Linked DNA regions of Homo sapiens: region 2 is linked to region 1. Evidence: read pairs that join two places in POLR2A ChIA-PET (ENCODE). Cell type or tissue: OCI-LY7. All regions are shown on one strand. Links, peaks and the distances in the headings refer to the core of each region. The heading gives the core; the rest is flanking DNA.

Region 1 (15,766 bases), core at 2,770-10,769:
TGTCCTACCAAATTAGATCCTCGCATTTAGGATGCTCAGTTTTTTTCAACTGTTAGGTAGGATTCTCATAAAAATTATTAATTGGATAGATAATACAAAGAGAAATTTTCTCTAGGAAACTGCCCATTGTTGATGTGACTACATATGGCCTCAGTCATGTTGGTGACAAGGGAGGGATGAAAATAACTTTTTTGTTTTTTAGACAGAGTTTCACTCTTGTTGTCCAGGCTGGAGTACACCGGCGTGATCTGGGCTTACCACAACCTCCACCTCCTGGGTTCAAGCGATTCTCCTGCCTCAGCCTCCCGAGTACCTGGGATTACAGGCATGTGCCACCATGCCCGGCTAATTTTGTATTTTTAGTAGAGATGGGGTTTCTCCATGAAGGTCAGGCTGGTCTCGAACTCTCGACCTCAGGTGATCCTCCCGCCTCTGCCTGCCAAAGTGCTGGGATTACAGGCATGAGCCACCGCACCCGGCCTGAAAATAAATTTTGTCTCAATCGACTAACCTGGGCTCTGAATTTGGGTATGGATTTTTTGCCCCTCATTCATATGAGCCAGTAGGGTTAGGAATCAGCTTTTAGAACAAGCCTGTCCGGCACTGCTTTTCAGTGACCAAATGCAGGGAAATGTCTCTGTGGGAGGAAAGGGAGTGGCAGAAAGTCACTCCAAGTGGGACCCAGGCTGCCAAATGTTGGTCTCCAGCACATGTTCCCTGTACTTGGGCTCAGCTCCGGAAGGGGAAGAGCTCACAATGGAAACAGTGATGGCCATTTGCTCAGGCAGCCAAGAGAATGAAAAGCACATTGAAACTAAGCAGTGTCTCCACAGGAGAGGTACGGTGGGCCCCTTGCTGGTGAAACCAACCTGACAACAGGCAGGATCACAGAGCCATTCCCAACATTTTTCTTCAGTTCAACAACAAGACCTTTCTGTGCAACCTCTCAAGAAATCTCTGGCAAATGATACTGTGGGCAGTATTACTAAGCTTTACCCAACAATAGAGGCACACTCAGTCCAGTTCACCCGTTTGCTCTGAATTCGATTTTGTTAATTGAAAGAGCTTTTCTTAATGTAAGTTTCGGGACGTGCATCCCCCAACCCAAAGTTTCATCAACTTCCCTGTTTATTGCTGCCTCTTGTGAACCTTTTTGACCTCCAGTGAATGCCTTTTCAGCTGGCATTTTCATGCTGTACTTTTGTTCTTCAGCTTACCCAGTGCCACTGTGAATGTCCTTCTTTACTAACATGTCAGTAACTGCTGGGCTGTGAAGCCAGCTGACAGTGGGAGAAGGCAGTCGGGGTGATGGAGTGGCAAGTGCAGTTAAACCAGCTCTGATGACAGTGCTCACTCACCTGTGCTAAAGCAGGTAGGTGGTGCCGCCCGGCTCTGTGCCTCCTTCATGAAAGATGAGAGCTGCTATGGTCTGAATGTTTGTGTCCCCCCAGATTCCTATGTTGAAATCGTAACTCCCAGAATTATGGTATCAGAGGTGGGGTCTTTGGGAGGTGATTAGATCTTAAGAGCAGAGCCCGGCCAGGCATGGTGGCTCACGTCTGTAATCCCAACACTTTGGGAGGCGGAGGCAGGTGGATCACCTCAGGTCAGGAGTTTGAGACCAGCCTGGCCAACATGGTGAAACGCCATCTCTACTAAAAAAACAAAAATCAGCTGGGCGTGGTGGCGGGCGCCTGTAATCCCAGCTACTCGGTAGGTTGAGGCAGGAGAACCATTTGAACCCAGGAGAAGGAGGTTGCAGTGACCTGAGATCGCGCCATTGCACTCCAGCCTGGGCAACAAGAGCAAAACTCCGTCTCAAAAAAAGAAAAAACGCAGAGCCCTCATGAATGGGATTAGTGTCCTTATCAAAGAGACTCCAGAAATTCCTTACCTCTTCCGCCATGTGAGGACACAATGAGAAGATGGCTGTCTATAAACCAGGAATCTGGCTCTCACTAGACACCAAATCACACCTTGATCTTGGACTTCCCAGCCTCCAGAATGGTAAGAAATAGAGCTATATTGTTTATTAACTATTCAGTCTATGGTGTTTTGTTACAGCAGCCCAAACAACAAGGGCCCACGTGGCTTAGTATTTTGCTTGCATATACTTTGAGGGAATTATTTTGTAAAATAAATGGGCCGGGCATGGTGGCTCACACCTGTAATCCAAGCACTTTGGGAGGTCAAGGTGGGCAGATCACTTAAAGTCAGGAGTTAAGACCAGCCTGGCCAACATGGTGAAACCCCACCTCTATTAAAAATATAAAAATTAGCCGGGCATGGTGGCAGGCGCCTGTAATCCAAGCTACTGGGGAGGCTGAGGCAGGAGAATCTCTTGAACCTGGGAGGCAGAGGTGGCAGTGAGCCAAGATTGCGCCATCGCATTCCAGCCTGGGCAACAAGAGCGAAACTCTGTCTGAAAATAAAATAAAAACTAGGCCAGGCATGGTGGCTCATGCTTATAATTCCAGCACTTTGGGAGGCTGAGGTGGGTGGATCACCTGCGGTCAGCAGTTCCAGACCAGCCTGGCTAACATGGCAAAACCCCATCTCTACTAAAAATACAAAAATTAGCTGGGCATAGTGGTGCATGCCTGTAATGCTAGCTACTCGGGAGACTGAGGCACAAGAATCTCTTGAACCTGGGAGGCAGAGGTTGCAGTGAACCAAGATCGTGCCACTGCACTCCAGCCTAGATGACAGAGACTCTGTCTCCAAAAAACAAAACATATTAAAACTAGCTGGGCAAGTTAATCCTGTAATCCCAGCTATTCAGGAGGCTGAGACAGGAGAATCATTTGAACCCGGGAGGCGGAGGTTGCAGTTAGCCGAGGTTGCAGTGAGCCGAGATTGCACCACTGCACTCCAAGCTGAGTGACAGAGCGAGACTCTGTCTCAAAAATAAATAAATGACAGTGTGTAGACTATGGTGCGATGGTCACAAACCCAGTCTTTTCAGGAGCAGGAAACTTAAGGCAGGTGGAATGAACTGGAACCGTTTTTGTTGTTGTTCTAGCTGATTGTTGCTAGATCTTAAGAATTTTTTCAGGAGAAGCAAGAAAATTAGGTATTTATATACATGTCTGTGGGCCACATTTAAACACAGCCCTTTAATTCTCACTGTCTGGACTAGCAAAATAAAGATGGGTTTTGGCATTAGACCGAAGTGTGAATTTTGGCACCAGGATGTCCTAGTTGTGTGATGTTGGGTAGGTAACTTCATTCTCAAAGTGTCAGTGTCCTCTCCTTTGAAATGAGGGCAGCTCTGCCCACTTGGCAATGGGGTTGTGATAGGTATAGGAGGGCTGTCTACCACACATGCAGTGACTAGCACTTAGGAAACTCCAGCTGAGGTCGTCTGTCTGCCAGCTTCTAAGTGACTCCTTCCAATTTGCTAGTCCCATTTTCCAGAGCTTTTGCTAATAAACATGACTGTCCTCAGGAGAAGCCTATTGGGCAGATGTTTGTAGAGTGTCATGCTGCACACCAGGTGTCTGCACATGTGTTTGCACCGCTCCATCCCACATCTGGAAGCAACAGCTCCAGGTGAAGGAGCAAAGCTGTCGATCACAGAGGTGTATGTGGATCCTCCGACCAAACTGTGGCTTTGCTTCCTCAGTGTCAGCCACCAGGATTGGTTTTAGGTGTGTTAGGCCATTCTTGCATTGCTATAAATAAATAGCTGAGACTGGGTAATTTATAAGAAAAGACATTTGGCTAGGCAAGGTGGCTCACGCCTGTAATCCCAGCACTTTGAGAGCCCAAGGCCGGTGGATTACTTGAGGTCAGAAGTTCGAGACCAGCCTGACCAACATGGTGAAACCCCGTCTCTACTAAAAATACAAAAAAAAATTAGCCAGGCGTGGTGGTGGGCACCTGTAATCCCAGCTACTCAGGAGGCTGAGGCAGGAGAATCACTTGAACCTGGGAGGTGGAGGTTGCAGTGAGCAGAGATCTTGCCACTGCACTTCAGCCTGGGTGACAGAGTGAGACTCTGTCTCAAAAAAAAAAAAAAAAAAAAGAAAAGAAAAGACGTTTAATTGGCTCACAGTTCTGCAGGCTGTACAGGAAACAGTGCTAGCATCTGCTTCTGGGGAGGCCTCAGGAAGCTTTACTCATGATGGAAGGTGAAGCGGGAGCAGGCGTCTCACATGGTGAAAGCAGGAGCAAGAGAGAGAGTGGAGGCAGGTGCCACACACCTTGAAATGACCAGATATTGTGAAAACTATCACGAAGACAGTACCAATCATGAGGGATCTGCCCCATGATCCAAACACCTCCCACGAGGCCTCACCTCCAGCATTTAGGATTATAATTCAACTTGAGATTTGGGCAGGGACAAACATCCAAACTATAAGAAATAAGGATGAAAAAGGGAATCAGTTGTACATTTTAAGGCTTTCCTTTTTTCTGTTTAAGGAAGAATGAGTCTTTTGAGAATAAGAACATTTATATTGCCTCCTTCCAAATTCTCCTTGAAAGAGATCCTCTGGCCACCTTTGGGATTGCACAAGCCTGTCTCATGCCCTCTTTGGGGCCAGTGTGTTTCAGCTGCTGCTGCAAAAGTAAGATGTGTCAGTGCTTGTTAAGTAGGCTCTCAGTTCCAGGTAAGAGCAGTCATACACCTAGATGCCATCAATGTGCCAGGCATTTTGCTCTGCAGCCGGGGTACAAGGATAAGGGAGAGTCCTCATGTTGCTCCTGAGTAAAGGAGGATGGCAAGTGACTTCATAGTGAAAGAGTGCAGTGTGAGGATGACTGTGACAAAGGTCTAATACCCAACCTGGGAGAAGGGTGCAGGGTTCTTAGTAAACAACTGGTGAAGGGGAAATATTAGTGGCTAGCAAGCAAAAAGAATTGGGGGTACATTTGGCAACAGTTTAGAGGGAAGGGTATTTACAGTGGAGAGACATCATAATCAAAGGCTAGAGGTGAGAGCACAGCATGGCTGGGCTAGTGGAGTATGGGGGACGCTGGGGATGAGGCTGGAGGTCACAGCAGGGAGGACTCTGAGTGCCTTGCAAAGGAGAATAGTTTTATCCTGACCGCTCTGCACTTCAGTGATTTTGAGAGATGGGTGCTAAGATGAAGTTACATTTTACAAAGATAACTCTTTGCTGTAGCAAGGAGAACAGACTGCAGGAGCAGGGATGGTGGTGAGGTGACCATAGTTGGGGGATTACTGTAGTAACTTCAAGAGAAATGATGAGGCCCAGGCAATAGAGGCTTGAGGAACCACAGTGAGGGGCTGACTTCAGAAACAGGCAGAGGGCGAGGTGAGTGCAGGGAGTGGAAGAGGGAGTGGTTGAAGATGACTCCCAGGTTGTCGTGTTGGTGACAGAATGGAACGCTGTGCCATGGATCGTGAAATGGGACCCAGGAAGAGAAGCTGGTGTTGGGGGGCCAGGAGATGTAGGCAGGGGATGTGCCCAGTTTCAGAGGTTAAGATTTTGGCAGGATAAGGGCCCATAGTGGGCATTTACACGGACTGGTTTAGTGCTCAGGAGAGAGATGACATTGAGATAAAAATTTTGGAGTCATCATTAAAGACATGGGTTAGATGAAATCATCTACAGAGAATGTGCAGATAGAGAAGAGGAGACACTGGTGAGGAGGGAACCCTGGGGAAATGGAGACTTCAGGAGCGGGTAGAAAAGCATAGAAACGAGAGTGACTGAGAGACCAGAGGAAAATCAGGAGAAAGCCAATTAGGAGCTTCCAGGAGAGAGTAACGTAAAGTATAGGGGAGGATCCCTTGAGGCCAGGAGTTTGAGACCAACCTGGCAACATAGTGACACCCCATTGCTACAAAAAAAAAAAATGAAAATTAGCTGGGTGTGGTGGCAAGTATCCACGGGCGGGGGACAAGGTTATTTTGGTAAGCCTAGCAAACTCTGGGGCAGAGAAGTGGAGGGGTAGAAGCTTGCCTATCTTGAGCTGAGGAGGGAGGAGGAAGTGAGAAATGGAGGCAGCCAGATGCTCTCCTTTGAGAAGGACCTAATTCCTATTCTCATTGGTGTAACTTAAAAACAAAACAAAAGTGATTAAATATTTCAAACATAAAAGTAAAATGAAGCTGGGCATGGTGATATGTGCCTGTAATCCAAGTTACAGGAAGCCAAGGTGCAAGGGTCGTTTGAGCCCAGGAATTCAAGACCAGCCTGGGCAACCCAGTGAGACCCTGTGTCTTTAAAAAAAAAGAAAAGAAAAGAAAAGAAACACTCATGACCCAATTAACAGTAAACATTTTGCTGTCTTTGCGTCAGGTTTTTACTTTTTGGACAAAACATGACTAGTGTTTGAAACCCCACATTTACCCTTTCCTGATCCCATTTCCCTCCCTCCATGAGGTAACCACCATCCTGAATTTGATGTTTCATTCCCTTGCGTGGTTTATACTTTTATTACATAAGTTTATATCTATAAGCAATAAATATAATTGTTTTGCAAATTTTTAAAGTTTATTATAGAGATGGATCATGCTGAATATACTGCCTCTTGCTTTTTTCATTATCAGTACTGTTTTGGAGATTTATTTATGTTGGCACATGTGGCTCTAGTTATTTCAACTGCTATATAGTATTCCTTTGTATAAATATACCACATTATCTCTCCATTCTCCTGTGGTGGACATTTAGTTGGTTTCCAATTTTTTGTTCAAACAAGGTTGCAATGATCATTCTTCTACATGTCTCTTGTACACATGTAGGGATATTTCTGGAATATATAACTAAAAGTGGAACTTGCTAAGCCATGGATTACAGGCACCTTCAACTTCACTAGATACAGTGTCAAACTTTTTCCCAAAGTGATGGTACCAGTTTACATACAAAATAGCCATTTATGACAATTCTAGATGCTTCACGTCCTCACCAATATTTCATTTGTTGAAAATTTAATTTCGGCCAATTTGATGCAGTTATATTCTATAGTTTCCTTTAGATTTTTACAAGGCCACCAATAATGTAGTGTAGATACCACACAACTCTAGGAGGTGCTGTTCACATTTTAGTCTTTGTGAACGGTGCATTCTAGAGTTGGTACAATAACAGTGGTCTTGAGTGATGTTAAGAATTTTGTTTATTGACCTGTTAGGTTTTCTCTTTTGTAGGAATTACACAAAATAATTGATTATATACATATGAAAAAATAGATTCCTATATTAATTATACATAAAATAAATTCAAGGTAAATTAAAGAGCTAAATGCCAGGCCGGGCATGGTAGCTTAAGCCTGGCCAGCACTTTGTGGGGCTGAGGCAGGAGGATTGCTTAAACCCACGAATTTGAGGCTGCAGTGAGCTATGAACATGCCACTGCACTCCAGCCTGGGCAGCAGAGCGAGACCCCATCTCTTTAAAAAAATAAAAACTTTACGATTTTTCTATGTTAATAAATGAGATCTATAATTTCTTTTTTCTCTTACACTGTCTTTTTGTTTCTGTGGGTTTTGTTTTGCTTTGGACACAGGGTTTCACTCTGTCACCCAGGCTGGAGTAAAGTGGCACGATCATCACTCACTGCAAGCTTAAACTCCTGGGCTCAATTGATCCTCCCACCTTGGCCTCCCAAAGTGTTGGGATGGGATTACAGGCATGAGCCACTGTGCATGGCCTCATGTTGTCTTTATAAAGTTTTAACACTGAGATTTGGTAAGTCTCAAAATGAATTTGTGGTTATTCCTTTTTCTAATCTCAAATAGTTTAAAAGTCTTTCGCCCATTTTTCTACTGGGTGGTTTGTTTTTATTGTTGTTGTTGTTTGAGAGTCTTGCTCTGTTGCCCAGACTGGAGTACAGTGGAGCGATCTCAGCTCACTGCAACCTCCACCTCCCAGGTTCAAGAGATTCTCCTGCCTCAGCTTACCGCATAGCTGGGATTACAGGTGCCACCACCACGCCCAGTTAATTTTTGTATTTTTAGTAGAGACAGGGTTTCTTTTCTTCTCTTTTTTTTTTTTTTTTTTTTTGAGATGGAGTCTCAACTCTGTCACCCAGGCTGGAGTGCAGTGGTGCAATCTTGGCTCACTGCAACCTCTGCCTCCCGGGTTCAAGCAATTCTCCTGCCTCAGCCTCCCGAGTAGCTGGGACTACAGGCACGTGCCACGACGCCCGGCTAATTTTTTGTATTTTTAGTAGAGACGGGGTTTCGCAGTGTTAGCCAGGATGGTGTCGATCTCCTGACCTTGTGATCTGCCCGCCTCGGCCTCCCAAAATGCTGGGATTACAGGCATAAGCCACCACACCTGGCCCTAGAGACAGGGTTTCATCAAGTTGGCCAGGCTGGTCTTGACCTCCTGACCCCAAGTGATCCACCCACCTCAGCCTCCCAAAGTGCTGGGCTTACACGTGTGAGCCACAGCACCCAGCCTAGGTGGTTTGTGTTACTGATTCCAAGAGTTCTTTTATTTATTTTGGATATTAATTATGTCTTGATTATATCTCTTACCCAGTCTGTGGCTTCTATTTGTTTTAGGTGCTTTTTTTTTTTTTTTTTTTTCCTGTTTTGAGACAGAGTCTCGCTCTGTCAGCCAAGCTGGAGTGCAATGGTAAGATCTCAGCTCACTGCAACCTCTGTCTCCCAGGCTCAAGCAATTCTCCTGCCTCAGCCTCCCAAGTAGCTGGGATTACAGGTGCCCGCTAACACGCCCAGCTAATTTTTGTATTTTTAGTAGAGACAGGGTTTCACCATGTTGACCAGGTTGGTCTTGACCTCCTGACCTCAAGTGATCCACATACCTCAGCCTCCCAAAGTGCTGGGATTACGGGCATGAGCCACTGTTCGTGGCCTGTTTTTGTTTTTCGCAACAGGGTCACCCAGGCTGAAGTGCAGTGGCACAATCATAGCTCACTGCAACCTTAAACTCCTTGGGCTCATCACCTGAGCTTCCCACTTCAGCCTCCTCAGTAGCTGGGACTATAGGCCTGCACCACGAGGCCCAGCTAATTCTTAAATTTTTTGTAGAGACAGTGTCTCACTACGTTGCCCAGGGCTCAAACTCCTGGCCTCAAGGGATCCTTCCACTTCGACCTCCCAAAGTGCTGGCAATACAGGTGTGAGCCGCCATGCTGTCTCATATTCAGATATTTAATCCACCTTGAATTTATTTTGTGTGTAATACAGGGATCTGTTTTTTCATATATAACCGTTATAGAGTCATGGGTCATCCAGTTCATTTTTCATGCCATTGCTGTTATATTTTAAACATGGGGGCCAGGCACCACTCATGAAGCTGAGATGGAAGGATCACTTGAGCCCAGGAATTCGAAGCTACAGTGAGCTGTGATCACAGCCCAGCACTCCAGCCTGTGTGACAGTGAGACCCCATCTCTTTTAAAATATATATATATGATTTTTCTATGTTGATAAATGAGACAAAGCTATAACTTTTTCTCTTATACTATCTTTATAAAGTTTTAAACATTGAGATTTTATAAGTCTCAAAAGAAATGTAATTATTCCTTTTCTAATCTCTGAAACAATTTAAGAAAGGGGTTCCTTAGTTTGATAAAATTCATCTGTACAATTTTACAAGTCTAGTGTCTTTTTGAGGAGTAGGGTTTGGGGGAAGAGTATATGCTTTTTTTTTTTAACTTTTAAAATCTTCACTTAGATGTTACATTTTAAAGGTAAAATTGACAAATCCACTGTTATTGACTGATATTCCAAATAAGGCTGCTTTCTTCAATGGTTTGTTTTGTAGCTGATAGCTACTCCCGCCTCTGTTCCAGGACTTCTGCTATAGCACTTACAACATTGCTTTGTAATTATTCTTTACATGTTGGTTTACCGCCAGACGGAAACCTCCTGGAAGACAGGATAGTACTTTGTTCGTATTTGTGCCCTAGTATGCAGCATGGTTAATCCTATTCTGTAGGATTCTGTATAATCCTACATTTACATGGTTAAGAAGAGGTTCACTACTCCCTCCCACCAGTCCCTGCTCCAAATGGGGCTGTTTGGTACACCAAGCAAGGCCAGAGTCCTCCCAGGCACATTATAAATAGAAAAAAAAAATCATGAAATGATTTGACATTGCCAACCACATCATTCTTCTTCAGTTTTACTTATTATCTCAGTTCTGCCACTTGGTAGTCGTGTGGCTGTGGAAACTTCACTACCTATCTTATGGGGGCTTTTTGAAGATTGTGATAATGTATGTAAATCATCTGGTATCCAGAGGGTGTTTAATAAGTGCTAACTATAAATTACTTAAAAGAAAAACACGGCTGGGCATGGTGGCTGACGCCTGTAATCCCAGCACTTTGTGAGCTGAGGCGGGTGGGTCACCTAAGGTCAGGAGTTCGAGACCACTCTGGCCAACACGGTGAAACCGTCTCTACTAAAAATACAAAAATTAGCTGGGCGTGGTGGCACACGCCTGTAATCTCAGCTATTCGGGAGGCTGAGGCAGAATTGCTGGAACCCGGGAGGCGGAGGTTGCAGTGAGCTGAGATTGTGCCATTGCACTCCAGCCCAGGCTGACAACAGCGAGACTCCGTCTCAAAAAAACAAACAAAAAACGCAATTGGCTTCAACGATACTTGCCTTTTGGTTTTCTTCTCTTTAGCTGTTTTTTCTCGTTTGCATTTGTGGGTTTGTGGTTGTGAAACAGAAATAAATCAAAATGCCTTTGGGAAGCCACCCCTCCTCCACTTCTGTAAAATCCTATTTCTGTTCATATGTTTAAGCAGAGGTTCACCATTCTCTGGCCCAAGCAGGGCTGTTTGGTAGTCCAAGCAAGGCCAGAGACCTCCCAGGGACTTTTGTTAGTGCTCTCAGAAAAGATGTTCTTCCTTCCACTAGAGTTGCTAAGCAACTCCAAAGATGGGGCCATCTTTGCCATCACATGGAGAGAACACAGAGAAAAACAAAACCAAGAGATGGAGTTTTGATGTTATTATTTGATCCCTGGTTCTAGCTACACCTCAAGCCAGTGAACCATCCCTCTGAGAGGTGAGATAATAAACTGCCTTTTTAATGCTAAGGCCTGTTTGAATTGGGAGCATGTCATTGCAAATAAAATTCCTTAGTAACACAGAGCTTGCTTTCCCTTTACCTTGATCGCTCTGAGGTCAGTTTCTAACTGCTTTTAGTGTGAAACTATCAGCAAAGAGAAACAGATTTTATTACCTCAAGTTTGGTAAAGACCCAACAAGATGTTTGTGACAAATTAAGAATGTTTCCTCTGATCCCAACTGAGAAGATGACATCAGTAGAGAGCTTGGATGAGCTGCTTATATAATTTGGTGAAGATAAAGTTAAAGGTCTTTGTTTCTTCCGCAATGGAAAGTGTGAGTCATTTTAATTACATGTTCTTAGACTGGTGGGACATACCTGGTTTCTTTATTCTTGTCTGTGTAGTGCTCTAGCCACCAACACAGTATGTCTGCAGAAGATTTAAGAAAGTATCTAAGCATTTCCTCTCAAATGTATTTGTGTCCTAGCAAGCCTACACATCTCTACTAATGTGTGAGAAATGAAACTCATGCGCATAGATAAATCTAATCTTGATTTTTAGGAAGAAGGGAGTAGAAAGCAGTACCTTAAAGAATGCAGGAACATGAAAAAGATGCACAGAAGTGATATGGAAAGATCACTAAAATATAATGTTAAATGAAAAAAAGCAGTGTATATAGAAGTGTATGTTTTCTTTGTATAAGAAAAAGAAGAAGCCGGGTGTAGTGGTGGGCGCCTGTAATCCCAGCACTTTGGGAGGCTGAGGTGGGTGGGTCACCTGAGGTCAGGAGTTTGAGACAAGCCTGGCCAACATGATAAGACCTCATCTCTACTGAAAATACAAAATTAGCTGGGCGTGGTGGTACATGCCTCTAATCCCAGCTATTCAGGAGGCAAGGCGGGAGAACTCCTTGAACCCGGGAGGCGGAGGCTGCAGTGAACTGAGATTGCACCATCACACTCCAGCCTGGGTGACAAGAGCAAAACTCCGGTCTCAAAAAAAAAAAAAAGAAGAAAGAAAATAAGGATATGTATTCATATTTAATTATCCTTTTTACTGTGCCATTATACTGTCCTTTAAATTATCCTATTTACTTTTAAAATATTGAAAAGAAACAAGAAGCCAGTAAAAGTAATTTCCCATAAAGGGCAGAGGTGGTTAGGAAGCTGGCAGGAGCAAGCCTTCTCAGTGTATACCTTTTTGTATTGTCCCGATACCTCAAACATGTGAACATATTAGTTATTCAAAACAATGTCTCTCCTCATGACCCTGGCCATGGCTTCCCGACCCAGGATGTGCGGCCATGACCTCCACAAGCCCTCTTCCTGGTCTGGCAGATGTAGGAGCCACTTCTCTGGCCCATCCAAATGCGGGTGAATAAAGGACATGGCCACAGTACAATGCCTTTATAAGAGAATTTTTATTGTTAATTATTTACCTTAATAGTTTCAGAAAGAGGAACAAATTAGCTCAGTCCAACATGATTGGCAGTTGGCATATTCTAGTGAAGCAAGTGTTCTGACTGCTAAGGATTTAATTTGGATAATTTTAATACTTAGCCATCTAACACTTCAAGCATAACCCAGAATAAATGCATCACCTTCCCTTTCACTTTAATACCGCACCTACCTCACTTCGATATAGAAATATCATTCAATATGATTTCCAGAAGGACAAGTTTCCTGGAGAATACAGGCATGAGGACAATGCACAAAAAGAAAAACTCAAAATAAAACTCTGTATGATAATTTACTAGTCTAAGGAAACAAAACCTTCCAATATATTAAGAAATAAATCCAGTTACAAATGCACTAATAGGTCTATGTGAAGAGGTTCTGGTATAATAACTGAAAATGGCTGGCTATTTACAAGATACACAAGCAGTTACGGTGCACCTAGCCCAGCAATGGCCCTCAGAAGCCAAAAGTGTTCTCTCCGCTGTAGGCCACATATAAGAATCCATCTTCATCTTTTTCCTTCTCGTAAAGCTGTCCCATAGTTAGGCTTGAAAGAGAAAAACAAAAACGTCATTGAAAATTGGAGTCCAGGTTTCAGGAGAAAAAGGATGGCCTGAGGACAGGAATTTAGTAAGACTTCAGGTGTCAGTACCTGCTGTGTGCTTATAATCCTGTTTTAAAGCAAGAGAAAGGAGCCATAAAAAGATTAAAATAAATGAAGTCTGCAGAAGGCAAAGCCATTTGACATCCTCCCAAGTAAATCCTTTAAAGCAGCCAGCTCCTTCAGGGGGCTTTGGCTGGCTAACACATGGATGCCTCTTAAATGCCAAGGACAAGGGAAGAAACTAAGCAAAATGAAGAACCTGAAAGGCTCACCTCTGTGTGGGTAAAGGACCCTAGCAAAGAAGAGTAGTTTGGGTTCATTCTCATGGAATCTCCCCAGCTAAACCGCTGTGCCCCAGGGTGCCCACATGGTGTATCAACATCATCAAAGAGAAGTTATTTTCCTCACACTTAATGCAAAAAGCTCTAAATGTATCTGGGATCCAAAGAAGCCTGCCCAACCTCCCAAAGAACCCTCCAAAAATAGATACTCTTCAAACTAAACGTGTGTGGGTAGAAAAGCTGGCTTTCCCTAAGCAGTAAAACAGACTGCGCAGTGGAGACCTAATCTAGTTCTGTGCCATGAAACTGAGTTGGACCAGCTCCAGAGTAAGACTAGTAACACCTGGATCCCTATGCAAGCTCTGCCCCGTGACTGTACTCTCTGAGATGAGAGGAAGTGCAAATGTGTTAAGACCATGAGTGAAGGGATCAACCAGAAACAGTGGTAAGATGCTCAGTCTGAGACATCTGAGGTCACTAGCCCAGATAGGTAAGTCACAACAGATCCTTAAAAGGGGAACTCATAAACCAAGAGCCAGTGGGGAAGATAAGGAGTCCAAGGCCTCAACCTGAGGAAACAGTGACTGCCCCACTTGCTGCTTTGCTCCTCAAGGGCTGAGTGGAACCTCCATGTAAACATGGACAAATACCACATTTATGAAGGGGGAGGTTTTGAGTTTTTTTCCTGTTCTTCCTGCCCCATTTGCAAGCTTAGCTCGGATGGCTGTGTGGGTAGATGAGAATTATTAAGTAACAATGTGGGGGAGGTCTGAATTTGAATATGAAAGAACCTGTCATCAGCATCTTGTACAATAAAAACGGTGCTCCCTGTGAGGACCTCTTAGCCTGGAATTTGTAAAATAAGGACTCCCTGGAACAGAACTGTTCAATAGAAATCTCTGCTCTGATTGAAATGTCCTGTATCACTGCCACAGCAGCCACTAGCTACATTCAGCACTTGAAAGTCTGGCTCGTGTGAATTGGGATGTGCAGTGTAAAACATAAACAAGGCTTCAGACTTAGTATGAAAATGCAGCAAAATAGCTCAATTTTGATTACATGTTGAAATGATAAAATTATGGATATACTGGGTCAAATAAAATATATTAAGTGGATCACCTGAGGTCGGGAGTTCAAGACCAGCCTGACCAACATAGTGAAACCCTGTCTCTACTAAAAATACAAAAGTAAGCCGGGCGCGGTGGCTCACACCTGTAATCCCAGCAGTTTGGGAGGCCGAGGCGGGTGGATCACAAGGTCAGGAGATTGAGACCATCCTGGCTAACAACGGTGAAACCCCGTCTCTACTAAAAAATACAAAAAATTAGCTGGGCGTGGTGGCGGGCACCTGTGGTCCCAGCTATTCAGGAGGCTGAGGCAGGAGAATGGCGTGAGCCTGGGAGGCGGAGCTTGCAGTGAGCCGAGATCGTGCCACTGCACTCCAGCCTGGGCGACAGAGCGAGACTCTGTCAAAAAAAGTATCCAGGCATGGTAGTGCACGCCTGTCATCCCAGCTACTCGGGAAGCTGAGGCCGGAGAATCGCTTTAACCTGGGAGGTGGAGGTTGCAGTGAGCCAAGATCGTGCCATTGTACTGCAGCCTGGGCAACAAGAGCAAAACTCTGTCTCAAAAAAAAAAAAATTAATTTCAACTGTTTTTATTTTTTTAATGTGGCTACTAGAAAATTCTTAAATTACATATGTGGCTTGCATCCATTTCTACTGACAGCACTGCCCCAGAACAAGACTTAGGGGGCAGTGGGTAGAGGGAGGAACAACGCCTGCAGCCGTGGGTCTCAGCCTTGGCTGCACATCAGAATCTTACTTTAAAGAGAGCTTTAAAAACATCTCTGTGCCCAAGCCCTACCCCAGACCAATGAAATCATCACTATGTTTTGTTTTGTTTTGTAAAGACAGAGTCTTGCTCTGTCGCTTGGGCTGGAGTACAGTAGCAGGATCTCGGTTCACTGCAACCTCCACCTTCCGGTTCAAACAAGTCTCATGTCTTAGCCTCCCAAGTAGCTGGGATTACAGGTGCATGCCACCACGCCTGGCTAATTTGTTTTTGTTTTTGTTTTTAGTAGAGGTGGGATTTCACCATGTTGGCCAGGCTGGTCTTGAACTCCTGACCTCAGGTGAGCCACCGTGTCCGGCCTCATCAGTATATTTTTAAATGCCAAAAATGATTCCATATGCAGCCAGGTTGCAAAGGGAAATGCCTGACCTTTTGTTGGGGGGGAGAAGGGAGGGTCATCTTTAAAAGCTATGTGATTAGGAAGTAGAGTGACAAGCCAGGAAGTGAAATGACAAGCCAGAAACTAGCAGAAGGGCTTGAACATGTAGCTGAGTCTCCCAAGATTTTTACCCTGGTGGTTGAGAATGCCCAGAGAGTAACCCCATTTTTCTCTGAAACTCCTCAGAATGAGGCTAATGGGAAAACAACTACAGCTACTGCCACAACT
Region 2 (15,766 bases), core at 3,632-11,631, 190 kb before region 1:
TGGGGAAAGGGAAGACATTGATCAAAGGATACAAAATTTCAGTTGGACAGGAGGAATAAGCTTTAGTGATCTATTGCACAGAATGGTGACTATAATAAACAAAAATGCATTGTATATTTTAAGATTAATAAAAGAGTATGTTTTAAATGTTTTGGTCACAAAATTGGCAAGTGAGGTGATGGATTTATTAATGTATTTGATTTAATCATTCAACAATGTAAACATACATCAAAATATCACATTGTACTCCATAAACATATATACAATTATTATTTGTCAATTTAAAATAATTTTTAAACTATTTTTTATAATATTGTAATAGTGGATGTATGCAATTATACATTTGTCAAAACCCACAGAACTATACAACACAGACTGAATCATAATGTAAACTATGGACTTCAATTAATAATCATGTATCAACATTTATTCATCACTTGTAATAAATGTGCCACACTAAAGCAAGATGTTAGTTACAGGGGAAACTTTGTGGGGAGAGAGAAAGGATATATAAAAATTCCCTGTATTTCATGCTCAATTTTTCTGTAAACCTAAAACTGTTCTATATAGCCTAAAATGAAATCTAAATGTTTAACTTAAAAAGGAAAACTGAACATCTGAATATTGTAATGTGGTAACTCTGAAAATCAGATTATCTCCCTTACCCAGAGTTTAATGTTCTTGTTTATTGAAGACCACAGTCATATATTTAGTGAGTTTTTTCAAACTATTTTTGCAGACTATATTTTTTATCACGTGTGGTTGAAGTTTCTGTTCCTTTAGCTTGTGTTCAACTAACAGGGATTTCCTTGAATGCAAGGAAAATTTTTAAGTCATCTTACTCTTGATTCAGCATTTAGTTAGTTTTTATAAATCTTTGAGTGTTTTAGAGTTCTGACAAAGTTGGTTCTGACAGTTTCTGCTTGTTTTTCCAGGTTTCTTAGAGAAATGTGTGCTTGTAGCTGTCTACTCACCATTTTGCTGATGTGACTCTCTTCACTCTCACTGTATTTTAATCTGGGGAATGTGGTGATCAGGCATATGGGTAAGGCAATTTCTTACCCGTAGTCTCTGCATTTCAGGTTTTAAAGTTTGAATCACTCAGATACCAGGTTCTCGAGGTTTTAATGCTACTTAGTACCTTGCCTCTTAGCTCCTCAAAATGATTTCATGATTCTAGTAACACACAACATCCCTCTCAGATGCTGGAGATTCATCATCTCATGAAGTTCTGAAATGTGACTAAATACAGACTGCTAGAGAGAAAAAGAGCCCATGGTATGTTCTGAATATGCATGTTTTCTCTTAGGTGTGGCTGCAGAGAAAAGGAAGCTGGTTTATGGCTTTATATTCTCTGTATTAAATATAGAATGTGGCCACCAAAGGAAGAGGTGGAACGGGTCATCTCTCTGTGCTGCCGTTGCTGCCCCTGTCTCATCTCATCATTTTGCAAATTAGAATATCGCATGGCTGATGAAGTCACTGTCCAAGTGTAGCTGTGTAATCTACTGTATGATCCACATTCTTTTCTACAGTGAGCAGCTAAGTCACTTTTCACTAGGATCTTTGGAATTTCAATTCTGCCTGTTTCTCCAACAGACTCAATGAGCCACGGCACCTATGATCAATATATTCCAGGTTGCTCTGTTTTCTGTATTTGTTTGCCAGCCATCAATATCTATGCCTCATGATTTGGTTTTGTTTTTTACATTTTTCTCCAAACAACATTGATAGTGCTTATTCCACCTCCCGTTTCTGTAATTGATCTGTATTACAGCTGCATGAATGGCCAGATTGTACTAGGTCCATCTTTTTTCAAACATATTCAAGCCCATGCAGGGAGAATAAGCTCACGTATTCTTGGCTATGAGTAAAGTAAGTTTTCAAAAGTGGAAAGTAAGCTCATGAAAGGAAATGAAGAAATTAGAACACTTACTTGACCTCCACCCTAAATTCATCCAATAACCTGATTAGGGGTTTTGTTTTTTTTTTTCAATTTTTTTATTGACACACAACAGATTATACACATTTTGGGGACATATGTGATCATTTGATACATTCATATAATGTGTAAAGATCAAATCTGGGTAATTGGAATATCCATCACCTTAAATATTTGTCTTTCTTTATGCTGAGAACATTAAAATTATTCTTTTCCAGCTATTTTGAAATGTGTAATTGATTATTGTTAACTATAGTCATTCTACTGATCTGTCTAAACACCAGGTCTTATTTCTTCTATCTGACTGTATGTTTGTACTCATTAATCAACTTCTCTTCCCCGTTTTACTCTTCCTGGCCTCTGATAAGCACTTCCTGGCCTCTGAAAGCAACTTATCTCCATGAGATTCACTTTTTTAGCTCCCACAGGCAAGAATATCAGACATTTGTCTTTCTATGCTTGGCTTATTTCATTTAACATAATGACCTCCAGTTCCATTCATGTTGCTGCAAGTGACAGGATTTTATTCTTTTTTGTAGCTGAATAATATTCTGTTGTATATATGTACCACATTTATCCATTGATGGGCATTTAGATTAATTCCATATTTTGACTGTTGTGAATAGTGCTGCAATAAACATGAGAGTGCAGATATTTCTTCAATAATATTGATTTTCATTTATATATATCTCCAGTAGTGGAATTGCTGGATCATATGGCAGTTCTATTTTCCATTTTCTGAGAAAGCTCCATACTGTCTTCCGAAGTGGCTGTGCTAATTTACATTCCCACCAACAGTGTATGAGAGTTCGCCTTCCTCCACATCCTCACCAGCATCCGTTATTTCTAGTCTTTTGATAAAAGACATTGTAACTGAGGTAAGATTGATTCAGCTGGGCAGGTGAGCCCCACAGTGGGGCTTAGTCCAGAGTGTTCTTGGCTTTGCCCAGGAAATAATTCAAGGACAAACAGGAGGTGGAAGAAAGTTTTATTGAAGAGGCAGTGTTACAGCTTTGTGACTCCTCCTCAGAGCAGGGCTACCTTCTAGACAGAGAGTAGCAGCTTAGGGCAGTTTTGCAGTCATATTTATACCCATTTTTAATTGCATGCAGATTAAGGGGTGGTTTGCACAGACATCTCTAGGGAAGGGGCACTAACTTTGGTGTCATCTGGTCATTGCTATAGAAAGGGGCAGTAACTCCCGGGTGTTGCCATGGCAATGGTAAATTCATATGGCACATTAGTGGGTGAATCTGATTAGAAAGCTGCTTCCACCCAAGCCCTGTTTTAGCTAGTCCTCAATCTAGTCCGGTGTTCAAGTCCCACCTCTGGAGTCAAGTCCTGCCTCCTACCTTAAGATGATATCTCATTGTGGTTTTGATTTCAATTTCTCTAATGATCAATGATGGTTATTTTTAATATACTCATTGGTCATTTTTATGTCTTCTTTTCAGAAATGTCTGTTCAGATCTTTTTCTTATTTTTTAATTGGATTTTGTATTCTTGCTATTGAGTTTTTCTAGTTCCTTATATATTCTGGTTGTTAATCCTAGTCAGATGCATAGTTTGCAAATATTTTCCCCCATTCTGTGGGTTATCTCTTCGTTGTGTTGACTGTTTCTTTTGCTGCTTTTTAGTTTGATGTAGTCCCATTTGTCTATTTTTGCTTTTGTTGCCTGTGCTTTTGAAGTCTTACACAAAAAAATATTTGCCCAGATCAATGTCCTGGAGCATTTCCTCAAAGTTTTCTTCTGGTAGTTTTATAGTTTTGGGTCTTATATTGAGGTCTTCAATCCATTTTGATTTTATTTCTGTATAGAGTGACAGACAGGGGTCTGCTTTCATTCTTCTGCATATGGCTATCCAGTTTTCCCAAGACCATTTATTGAGAAGACTGTCCTTTCCCCACTATATCTTCTTTGTTGAAAATGAGTTGATTATAGGCCAGGTGCGGTGTCTCACACCTGTAATCCCAGCACTTTGAGAGGCCAAGGCAGATGGATCGCATGAGGCCAGGAGTTCAAGACAAGCCTGGCCAACATGACAAAACACCATGTCTACTAATGATACAAAAATTAGCCGGGCATGGTGTTACAAGCCTGTAGTCCCAGCTACTCAGGAGACTGAGGCACAAGAATCACATGAACCCACAAGGCAGAGGTTGTAGTGAGCCGAGATCACCCCTCTGCACTCCAGTCTGGGCAACAGAATGAGACTGTCTCATTTAAAAAAAGAAAAAAAAAAGGAAAGAAAGAGAAAGAAAGAAAGAAAGAAAGAAAGAAAGAAAGAAAGAAAGAAAGAAAGAAAGAAAAAAAATGAGTTGGCTGTAAATATATGGGGTTATATCTGAATTCTCTATTCTGTTCCATTCTTCCATGTGTCTGTTTTTATTCCAGTACCAAGATGTTTTTATTAAGATAGCTTTCTAGTATATTTTGAAGTCAGATAATATGATGCCTCTAGCTTTGTTCTTTTTGATCAGGATTGCTTTGGCTATTCGGGGTCTTTTGTAGTTCTATGTATATTTTAGCAGTTTTTTTCTATTTCTGTGAAGAATGTCGTTGATATTTTCATAGAGATTGCATTGAATCTGTAAATGGCTTTGGGTAGTATTGCCATGTTAACAATATTAATTCTTCCAATCCATGAGCATGAACTCTCCTTCCTTTTTTGTGTCCTCTTCAATTTTTCTATCACTCTTTTATACTTTTTCTTGTATAGATCTTTCACTTGACTAAATTGATTCCTAGGTATTTTATATTCTTTGTAGCTATTGTAAATGGAATTGTTTTCTTATTTTCTTTTTCAGATTACTCACTGTTGTCATACATAAATGCTCCTGGTTTTGTATGATTTTGTATCCTGCAGCTATGCTGAATGCATTTATCAGTTCTAACACTTTTTCAGTGGAGTCTTTTGGTTTTTTCTAAATATAAGATCATGTCATCTGTGAATAAGGCTAATTTGACTTCTTCTTTTCTAATTTGGATGCCCTCGATTTTTTTCTCTTGCCTGATTGCTCTAGCCAGGACTTCCAGTATTATGGTGAATTAAAGTGGTGAAAGTAAGCATCCCTGTCTTCTTCCAGATCTTAAAGGAAAGGCTTTCAATTTTTCCCCATTCAGTACATTAGCTGTGGGTCTGTCACATATGCCCTTGATTATTTTGAGGTATGTTCCTTCTATAATCAGTTTTTTTGAGGACTTTTGTCATGAAAAATATATAGATTTTTTTTTCGTTTTTCCTTTTCTTTTCCTTTATTTTTATTTTTATTTTTTTATTTTGTTTTATTTTTTTTTTTGAGACAGGGTCTGGCTCTATCGCCCAGGCTGGAGTGCAGTGGTACGATCACAGCTCACTACAGCTTCAACTTCCTGGGCTCATGCAATCATCCCACCTCAGCCTCCCAAGTAGCTGGGACTGCAGGCCCTTGCCACCACACTCGGCTAATTCTTGTCTTTTTTGTAGAGACAAGGTTTCACTGTATTGCCCAGGCTGGTTTGGAACTCCTGGGCTCAAGCAATCTGCCCTCCTCGGCCTCCCAAAATGCTGGGATTACAGGTGTGAGCCACTGTGCCTGGTGGGATGTAGAATTTTATCAAATGCTTTTTTGACATCTATTGAAGTGATCATATGGGTTTTGTTCTTGGTTCTATTAATGTGAAGTATCATGTTTATTGATTTGCATATGTTGAGCCATACTTACATCCATAGGATGAATCCCATTTGGTCATGATGAATGATCTTTTTAATGTGTGGTTGAATTTGGTTTGCTAGTATTTTGTTGAGAATGTTTATATCTACATTCATCAGTGATATTGGCCTGTAGTTTTCTTTTTTTGTCATGTCCTTGTCTGGTTTTGGTATCAGGTTAATGTCCACCTCATAGAATGAGTTTGGAAGTGTTCTCTCCACTTCAATTTTTTTGAAGAGTTTGAGTAGAAGTGGTATTAGTTACTCTTTAAATGTGTGGTAGAATTCAGCAGCGAAGACATCAGGTACTGGGCTTTTCTTTTATAGGAGACTCTTTTTTTTTTTTTTTTTTTTTTTTGAGACGGAGTCTCACTCTGTCGCCCAGGCTGGAGTGCAGTGGCACGATCTCAGCTCACTGCCAGCTCCACCTCCCGGGTTCACGCCATTCTCCTGCCTCAGCCTCCTGAGTAGCTGGGACTACAGACGCCCGCCACCACGCCCGGCTAATTTATTTTTTGTATTTTTAGTAGAGACAGGTTTTCACCGTGTTAGCCAGGATGGTCTCGATCTCCTGACCTTGTGATCTGCCTGTCTCGGCCTCCCAAAGTGCTGGAATTACAGGCGTGAGTCACCACGCCTGGCCAATAGGAGACTTTTTATTATGGCTTCGATCTCATTACTTATCATTGGTTTGTTAAGGTTTTCCATTTCTTCATGGTTCAGTCTTGGTGGGTCAGGAATTTATCCATTTCTTTTAGATTTTTCCAATTTGTTCGCATATCATTCAGAATTGTCTCTAATGATTCTTTATATTTCTGTAGCCTCAGTTGTTATGTCTCCTTTTGTTGTTCCTAGTTTTATTTATTTGGGTCTTCTCTCTTTTTTTCTTAGTCTAGCTAAATGTTTGTCAATTTTATGTATCTTTTAAAACTTTCTTTCCAACTTTCCATTTTGTTGATTTTCTATATTTTGGGGGTTTTTTGTGAGGGTTATTTGTCTTAGAAACTGAGTCTCACTGTCACTGTGTTACTAGGTCTTTATGGCCCTATGAAATTGGGTCTCACTATGTCTAAGAAACTGGGTCTCACTATGTCACTATGTTATCCTGCCAGTGAATCAAGGTGGTGTGGAAGCTGGTGGTCCATCTTGACCTCACTTTTTCCAGTGCAGAAACCCTGAATCAAGGGGAAATTTCCTGCATGGCTTGGTGGTAGACAGATTAGAGGGAAGGGTGTTGTGGATATGGAAGTCCAATTATCTTACTGTATACTCAGATTTTTTCCACTTCTCCATGGCCCTGGGAACTGTCTCATTCCCATATATGAATTCTGGGATATTGCTGGTGATAATCTCAGCACTGTATATTTATTTTTTGTTTTCTGGGTAGGGATGTGAAGCCAGCTTGCTTCTACACTGCCATTTTGGAACCAGAACTGATTAGGTTTTGAAATCATTTGTGTATTTTTCATTTAATGTTATATAATTTTATCAAGTACTACAAGTATACCAAAAAATATACAAATAATACACAGTCCTGTGATAATAGATCTGCCTGCTCCCAGTTCTCTTCATCAGAAACATACCCCATATTATAAATATTATTATATTTATAATAAAAATATTGTATATATTATTTAATATATATAACATTTATATTTTATATTATATTATTTATAGATTGAGAAATTTATATAACTATTGCCTTACCAGTTTGATAAATAGAAGATATACCTCACAGTCATTATTCTGTTAACTTCAGACAATATATCTTTATTCCCCATTATGCAAAATTAAGATATTAACAACCCTATCGTTTTCTTTAATTCAGCAACTCCCTCCTCAACCTCCCAGCTTCTCTCAAGTAGAATTTTGCTTGTCTATCAACACAGTAAATGATATTTGCATTAAGTAGCTATAATTGAATCTTGTTTGCTTATACACAGGTAAAAAAATTAGTTTTGATTGAAAAACATCACTTCAACCTCATTGAAACCACAAGAAACATACTTAATTTTAAAAATAACTATGTAAGTATAATTTTCTCAAGAGCCACAGTGTGCTATAATTAGATTTCCTTCTCAGAAGTCCAACACACTCCCTTGATGGGGAACGTTCTTAGAATCTAATCAAATGGAGCTTCTACTCTTCCTCTCCATAGATTATTCAAAATTATGCCACATTATACTATATTCTTATTTTGATAATAAACTAAGTAAGCAGTTTCTTTGTTTAAATTTCTGATATTTTTATTTCTTCATTTTGAGAGAAAAATACATAGACCTTCATTAATTTACTACCAAGATCTTCCAGATTCTCATTAATTCTGTTCATTACAAGGAGTCTCCTCTCCTCCAATTCCTTTAGGATCTTATCATCTAGTTGGAGAAAGAGAAATAAAACTGGACAGAGTATTGTGTTTAAATGTCAGCACTTTGTTTTACAAATGATGCTGACAAACTTGGATGAATCTAGGATAAAGTTAGCCAGATATTGAACTGCCCAAAAACTGAATTATATGAATATTAATTTTTAAAAGCAAATATATTTGGCCTAGAGAAAGCAAGACTTAAGATCATGATATCTGTTTACAGATCTCAGAAAGTATGCTATTTTAAATAGGAACTATACAATTTTTGCATAGCTTCATGAAAGAAAACAAAGACCAACATTTGAAAATTTCAGGGAGGCATGTATTATTACACTATCTCTAACTTTGCAAAAATAACTCCATCTGAAAGTGAGCTAGTGTGTTTCTGATCACTGGATGCTTTCAAGTAGATTCCCATTACCCATGGGCCTGGAATATTCCACAGGATTTAGGCTTTGGATAGAAGTTACAACTAATATCTTCCACATTTCATTAAATGCCTGTATCTGTGAGTCTAAATGGATCTAGCACAGACTTACGCATAATTGGTTGTATTATTTGTCAAATGCACATGTGAATTCTTGTTCTGTGAGTGGATTGCCAGTTCTGGGGAACATTGGCTTGTTAATTATTTCATGTATAATCCAAGCTATTTGTTATATATCTTTGTATTTGCTTTCCCTTTGTCCCTCATCTCTCCATTTAGAGTCATTTAGGGGAAATTTTCTTGCCGGGCAAATGAGTACATCCCAGGGTCAAAATGGGAAATGAAAGAGACTTAAAATACTTTTATTTCAGCTCTAGTGAGACTGAAAAGCAACTGACTCATGCAAAATTTGATAATTACATGTGGTTTCTTTATTTAACAGCTATCATTATGCCATTATGTATCAGACTATAATCTACTCAGAGTTTTCTTTCCTAATATTTGGAACTGATAAGTGAAAATGACAGCATTCCATGAGGAGGTATTTCACATTCTCCTTATTTCAGCAGAAGCATCTCTTCCATATTCTACAATTCCTTCAAGTTCTAATGAATTGTTTATGTATAGAGTGAAATAATATATTTTGTCCAATAATTGTATAGCTGATAATTTTATAAGTAGTAGTTTTTGTGAGTTGTTAACCCCCCACCATGGATGACAACAGCAGCAACAAAACTCTACGTACTCAGACATAAAATGTAGCCAAATTTTATTTAGAAACTTTTGCCTGGGCCTGGATTGGTGGCTCATGCCTGTAATTCCAACACTTTGGGAGGCCAAAGCAGGAGGATCACTTGAGGTCAGGAGTTCAAAACCAGCCTGGGCAACAAAGTGAGAACCCCATCTCTACCAAAAAAAAATAATAAATTTAATTTAATTTTTTAAAAATGTCTGGGTGTGGTGGCACACACCTGTAATCCCAGTACTTAGGAAGGCCAAGGTGGGACAATTGAGCTCAGGAGTTTGAGACCAGCCTGGACAACATAGCAAAACCCCATCTGTATGAAAAAAAACAAATGTTAGCTGGGCATGGTGGCATGTGCCAGTGGTTCCAGCTACTCAAGAGGCTGAGATGGGAGGATCACTTGAGCCCAGAAGGTCAAGGCTGTAGTCAGCCATGATAGGACCACTGCACTCCTCCAGCGTGGGCAACAGAATAAGACCCTGTCTCAGAAAAAAAAATTAAAAAGGAAGAAACTTTTGCATTTTAATAATTTTAGTGTTTAATTTATAATTCTTTTTAATTATCCATGACTTTTCAATGTAAAACAATATATTTTCATTATGCAATTATTTTTAATCTACTATAAATAATTAGAATAGGTTAAAGACAAAAATCTACTTAACATTAAAATACTAAAAATTTAAATATTGGAAGGTATTATAAAACTTGTGTAAAGTGCTCTAAAGCTTAAGAGTAATACACTTACAAACAAATAACTTGATAGTAGCAGCATGTAGATTTTCAGATACAAGATTTCTTTCTTTTTTATGGTTTCTCTCCTCTTTTTCAAGGATTATAATAACATATATGTTAGACCTTTCATTCTCTCTTTGGTCTTTTATCTTCCATTACTTTGCCTCTTCCTTTCTCTATTGGTATATTTCTTAGATTTATCCTCCAAATTGCTAATTTTCTCATTTCAGCTACATCTAATCTGTTGTTAAATTCATCCATTGAATTTTTAATATTCAGTTACTGCATATTTCAGTTCTAGACTTGGTATTCAATCCTTTTTATTGGATTGAATAAAAAATCCAATTACTGGAATAAAAATTCCAGTTCCTGTTTAAATGTTCTATTTGATCATTTAATTTCTTGAACATTTTACATTATTTGTAAAGTCTTTACATTGTTTGTTAAAGACTATTAAAGACTTTACATTATTTGTAGTCTTTGTCTAGCTGTGATCTTCAATATTCATCTCTCCAGTTTTGTGAAACTGGCAAATGTTCTGCTCGGATGCTGGCTACTGCTTTCTGCTCTGGTTTTCAGCTGAAATCTCCAGCTCCTGCTTTCTCTATCAGCAAATGCGTTGAAGATATAAGTTATGCCAAATATTGAGCTCAAATCCTAGGATTACCTTCTTTCTGGGAATTTGTTTCATCAAATCTTTACTGCTTTGGTAGCTCTGCTATCCCATCAAAAACTCATAGTTCTTCCTTCTTTTATAGTTGTTTTCAGTGGAAGGGCTGCTCCAACACTATATAGCCATGTTTCTTTCTTTCTTTCTTTCAGAAGAAGAAGAAGAGGAGGAGGAAGAAGAAGAGGAGGAGAAGGAGAAGAAGATAGTGACAAGGATAGCAAATGCAAACCTAAGAGACAAAGAAATTCAACTACTAGAAGGACCACAGGCAAAATTGTGATATGGGATTATCTTCCTCTAATGTCATTTTACTTCCCTTTTTTTCACCATTACTTACATCTGTCATTTTCTTTCTACTGGGACCCAATGTCTTGTACATTCTAACTTCTTGGAAGTCTAAATCAAACTAGGAATCAGGAAGAAGATGATCATAGACAGCAAAAAATTACACATATATTGCATTATTTTACTCATCAGGAAAAGGCCTGTGAAATAAGTATTTATGAAATCACAGGAAGAGCTGAAGTAGAAGGACATCTACAGGCTCTTCTTAGTAGTCATCAAAATATACCTGGTAAGCAGCTACCTACCTAGAGATAAGATACCTCCTACCTTACAGTTCACTGGGATTCTATTAGAATTTATTTTTCACTCTGCATTACCTTTTTTGGTAATCTACTATATATCAGTGATATAGAAATTAACTGTATTCTTTTTAACCCCAAGAGTTTTCTCTTTGACTCAAAAGATATATGGCCTCTTGTGGTCTCCAATCAAAGCTTCTATTGGATATTTTATTTAGTGTAAGATTTCTTTCTACATATTCCCATTAATGCTCCCATTCACTCTCCATTTCCTGATCAGCACCTTTTTTTAACCACTGGATAGTTTATGTAAGTAAGACAGTGTTCTACACTCTACAAAAATAAAGTTAATTGAAACTTTGTATATTTTAAACTTGTTTTACTTCCTTTGGAATCTAATACATAACCCATATTCTGGAGGATAATGAATCAATTTATTTTGATTTGGTTCTCTGGTTGCAGTAATAATGTAAATTCAGGGGGGAAATGTAAATAAAAATTGAAAGCAACAAAAACAAATTTTCTGAATTATAGTAAAAATGCAGAATTAAATATGTCTTAAATGTTTAAACATCTTAGTGTATCTCAGTTGGAAGAAAAACAACCTCTGTGAGAACAGAAAGAAGATGACTAAAGAGCAGTGTGGTCTGAGAAGGATTCTAAGGTTGTTTTTTATCTTTAAAAAGAGGGGTTGGCAAAATATGATCCTTGGGCCAAATCCAGTCTGTGACTTTTCTATACATAATGTTTTATTGAAACACAGCCATTTATTTATATACTTACAATGGCTATTTTTGTACTACAATGGCAGTGTTGAGTAGCTGTGACAAACACAATCTGAAGCACAATACCTAAAGCATTTACAATTGGTACCTTTCTAGGAAAGATTTGCAGACCCCTGCTGAAGAAAATCTTGATGGTGGTAACATCAGCAAAAATGGCAGAGCAGGGACCCTCAAAAATTCACCCTTCCATAAAAGCAATGAAAAAATTATTTAAATGGTCAGAATTACCTTTTTCAGATCTCCAGAAATGAATCAAAAGATTTTGTGTGACTGAAGTGGATGTAGAAATTTAAAAAAAAAAAAGAATTAAAAGCTTCCCATGACCTGGGGAGAGTTTACTCAAGAAAAATGGCTGGATGGCTGTAAGAAAAGTTAGCTTTGTGACATTTTAACTTTCCCTGGTCCCACCCCCCACTCTCTAGCTCAGAAAAAGCCTTGAAAAATACTCATCTGCATTGCTGGTGCTGCCTAGCAGTCATCAGTGGGACCAGAATAGAGATGAAGCTCTTTCAAAGTATAATTCCCAAAATATTATCTCTTTTTTTTTTTTATTGAGACACAGTCTTGCTCTGTCGCCCAGGCTGGAGTGCAGTGGCACGATCTTGGCTCACTGCAAGGTCTGCCTCCCAGGTTCACGCCATTCTCCTGCCTCAGCCTCCCGAGCAACTGGGACTACAGATGCCTGCCAGCACACCCAGCCAGCTTTTTGTACCTTTAGTAGAGACAGGGTTTCACCATGTTAGCCAGGATGGTCTCGATCCCCTGACCTCGTGATCCACCTGCCTTGGCCTCCCAAAGTGCTGGGACCACAGGCATGAGCCACTGCACCCAGCCAATATTATCATTTCTTATTTGTCTGGTGGTTCTCTTGAAAAACTCATTAAGAGGCTGCCTTGGAGCTCACTCACTTCAGAGGATTTCTGTCAGGTGATGTTATTTTTGGAGACAATTACAGGCAAGTGTTTTAACTTTGTGGCTGCCTGAGGAGATTAACAACAGCTGAGGCAAACAAAGGACTAACCAAAAACCTTGAAAATAAAATAGAAGTTTGAAAATAAGATGTCTAGAAGGACATCAGAAGGCTCTGACAAAATCTCAGGGATCTAAATGACCATGTGTACTCCCAGGATAGTACACAAGCTCAGGGAAGACCTGGAAAGGCCCTCAGCTCTCATCTCTGCTTACCTTGAGGATCTATGTAGGCAGTAAGAAAAGGCTTAGATGGAGTTACAAGCTGCCTAAGTTTTGAGGACATGACCCAACATGCACAGAGAGCCCTTCAGCAAATGAAAGATTTATTGATTCCAGACCTCTAAGGAAACCTGTCTAATTACTAGCTAACCACTAAGCTAACTGAGTAGTGGCATCAATGCCCATACATGACAAAGAATACAAACTTTACTGAATTGCCTTAGAAATGTAAGTAAGAGCCGGGCGCGGTGGCTCATGCCTGTAATCCCAGCACTTTGGGAGGCCGAGGTGGGTGGATCACAATGTCATGAGATCGAGACCTTCCTGGCTAACATGGTGAAACCCTGTCTCTACTAAAAATACAAAAAAATTAGCTGGGCATGGTGGTGGGCACCTGTAGTCCCAGCTACTCAGGAGGCTGAGGCAGGAGAATGGCGTGAACCCGGGAGGCGGAGCTTGCAGTGAGCCAAGATCGCACCACCGCACTCCAGCCTGGGCAACAGAGCAAGACTCTGTCTCAAAAAAAAAAGAAACGTAAGTACGCAAACAGGTAACAATAACCAATAAGCAACAATAAAAACAAGCCATGGACATGTAGGAAAATCTGATTTCCAAACTTGCCACATAATACCTATTAAAATGTCCAGGTTTCAATAATGTAAAAAATTATAAGTCATGCAAAGAAATAAAGTACTGCCAACACACATACATAAAAATAAACAATCAATAGAATTTGTCCTAAAGGAAGCCCAGATATTGGACTTACTAGAAAAGACTTTAAATCATTTAGTCTAAATATGCCCAAAGACCAAAAGGAGAGTGTGCCTAAAGAAGTATGAGAACAATGTCTAACCAAACAGAAAACATCAATAAAGAGATGGAAATTATAAAATTCAACTTTAAAATAAAAGTTATAAAATTGAAAAGCTTAATAACAGAAAAGAAAAATTCACTACAGGTTCTCAGTAACAGATATGAAAAGACATAAAAAATCAACAAATTTCAAAATTGGTCAATTGAAATTATCCAGTCTGAGGAACAGAAAAGAAAAAGAACAAAGAAAAATGAACAGAGTTTCAGAGACCTGTGGGAAATTACTGAAAGTACCAATATATATGTAATGGGAGACCCAGAAGGAGAGGAGAGAAATGTCAAGAACCAATATTTGAAGAAATAATGCTTGTAAACTTCCCAAATTTGTTGAAAAATATTGGTTTGCACACATGAACTTCAAGTGTAATAAACTAAAAAGATTCATACCTCAATACAACATAATCAACCTCTTAAAGAATGAAGATGAAAAAACTTGGTATCAGCAAGTAAGACATGATTCATATACAATGGCTTCTCAGTAATATTAATAGCTGTTTCCCATTAGAAATCAAGGAAAAGAGAACATAAGACAATAGGATGACATATTCAAAGCAGTGAAAGTAAAAGACTGTCAATCAAGGAGTCTATATAGAGCAATACTATACTCCAAAATTGAAGGGGAAATTAAGACATCTCCAGATTTTTTTTAAAAAACCAAGAGAATTCATTGCTAGCACAGCTGTCCTGCAAGAAATACTAAAGGAGTTCTTTTAGGCCTAGATGAAAGTTATTTGGCAGTAATTCAAACCCAAATGAAGAAATAAAGAGTACTGGTAAATGTTAACTATATGGTTAAATATAAAAGACAGCATAAATGATTTTTGTTTATAGTTATTTTCTTTTCTTCTATCTGATTTAAAAGACAACTACATAAACCAGTAATTATAAGTCTATGTTGATGGGTACACAAGCAATAAAGATCTAATTTGTAAAAATAACAGCATAAAGAAGGCAGGTAGGCTGGGCATGGTAGCTCATGCCTGTAATCTCAGCACTTTGGGAGACTGAAGCAGGAGGATCACTTGAGCCCAGGAATTCAAGACCAGCCTGGGCAATACAGCAAGACCCCATCTCTTAAAAACATATATAAGAATAAATTGTAAAAAGAAAAGGAAGAAAACAGAGTTACATTGGAGCAAACTTTTGTATACTACTAAAATTAAGTTGGTATTATATTGACTAGATTGTTATAAATTAAAATATTGGGCTGGGCATGGTGGCTCATCCCTGTAATCCCAGCACTTTGGGAGGCCGAGGCAGGAGGGTCACTTGAGGCAAGGAGTTTGAGACCAGCCTGGGCAACACAGGGAGACCTCGTCTCTACAAAAATTTTTGAAAATTAGCTAGCCATGGTGGCGTATGCCTATAGTCCCATCTACTTGCAGCAGAAGTGGGAAGATCACTGAGCCCAGGAGCCTGAGGTTGCAATGAGCCATGATCCTGCCACTGCACTCCAGCCTCATTGACAGAGCAAGACACTGTCTCTTTAAAACTTTAAAATATTAATTATAATACCATGGGCAACCACTAATAAAATAACTAAAATTATATATTTTAAGAGAAATGAAAGGTAATTAAAATGTTACACTATAAAATATCTATTTAACACAAAAGCATTCAAGAATCAAGGAATTGAGGAATACAATGGACATAATACATATAGAAAACAAATAGCACAATAGCAAAAAATAATTCTATCTTATCAGTAATTATATTAAAGTAAGTGGATCAAACTGTCAAACTAGAAGGAAGAGAT

The links. ChIA-PET counts read pairs that join two places held together with the same protein. Peaks named below come from ENCODE experiments on the same cell type or tissue, not always from the same donor. Only the 100,000 strongest peaks of a DNase experiment are listed, where the experiment ranks them.
Region 2: POLR2A ChIA-PET joins it to region 1 with 6 read pairs; 2 of 35 experiments call an interaction of 5 or more read pairs at or near these places.

What each region holds. Positions count from the first base shown.
Region 1 is chr16:75,574,480-75,590,245 of GRCh38, reverse strand. GABARAPL2 (GABA type A receptor associated protein like 2) reads right to left here. Exons shown (of 4, transcript NM_007285.7): 4 at 12,365-12,967. The coding sequence ends at 12,877. Among named protein-coding and RNA genes, the nearest start is that of GABARAPL2, 16 kb to the right of the region's middle. RefSeq lists enhancers at 6,004-6,053, 6,134-6,213 and a silencer at 13,723-13,802. In OCI-LY7, for the core only: a CTCF peak has its summit at 6,977; a DNase peak (open chromatin) is centred at 5,945.
Region 2 is chr16:75,767,407-75,783,172 of GRCh38, reverse strand. The region is part of intron 2 of LOC105371348 (a long non-coding RNA gene); the gene reads right to left. Among named protein-coding and RNA genes, the nearest start is that of CPHXL, 49 kb to the right of the region's middle. In OCI-LY7, for the core only: no CTCF peak of the experiment used is centred there; no DNase peak of the experiment used is centred there; H3K4me3 peaks cover 697 bases.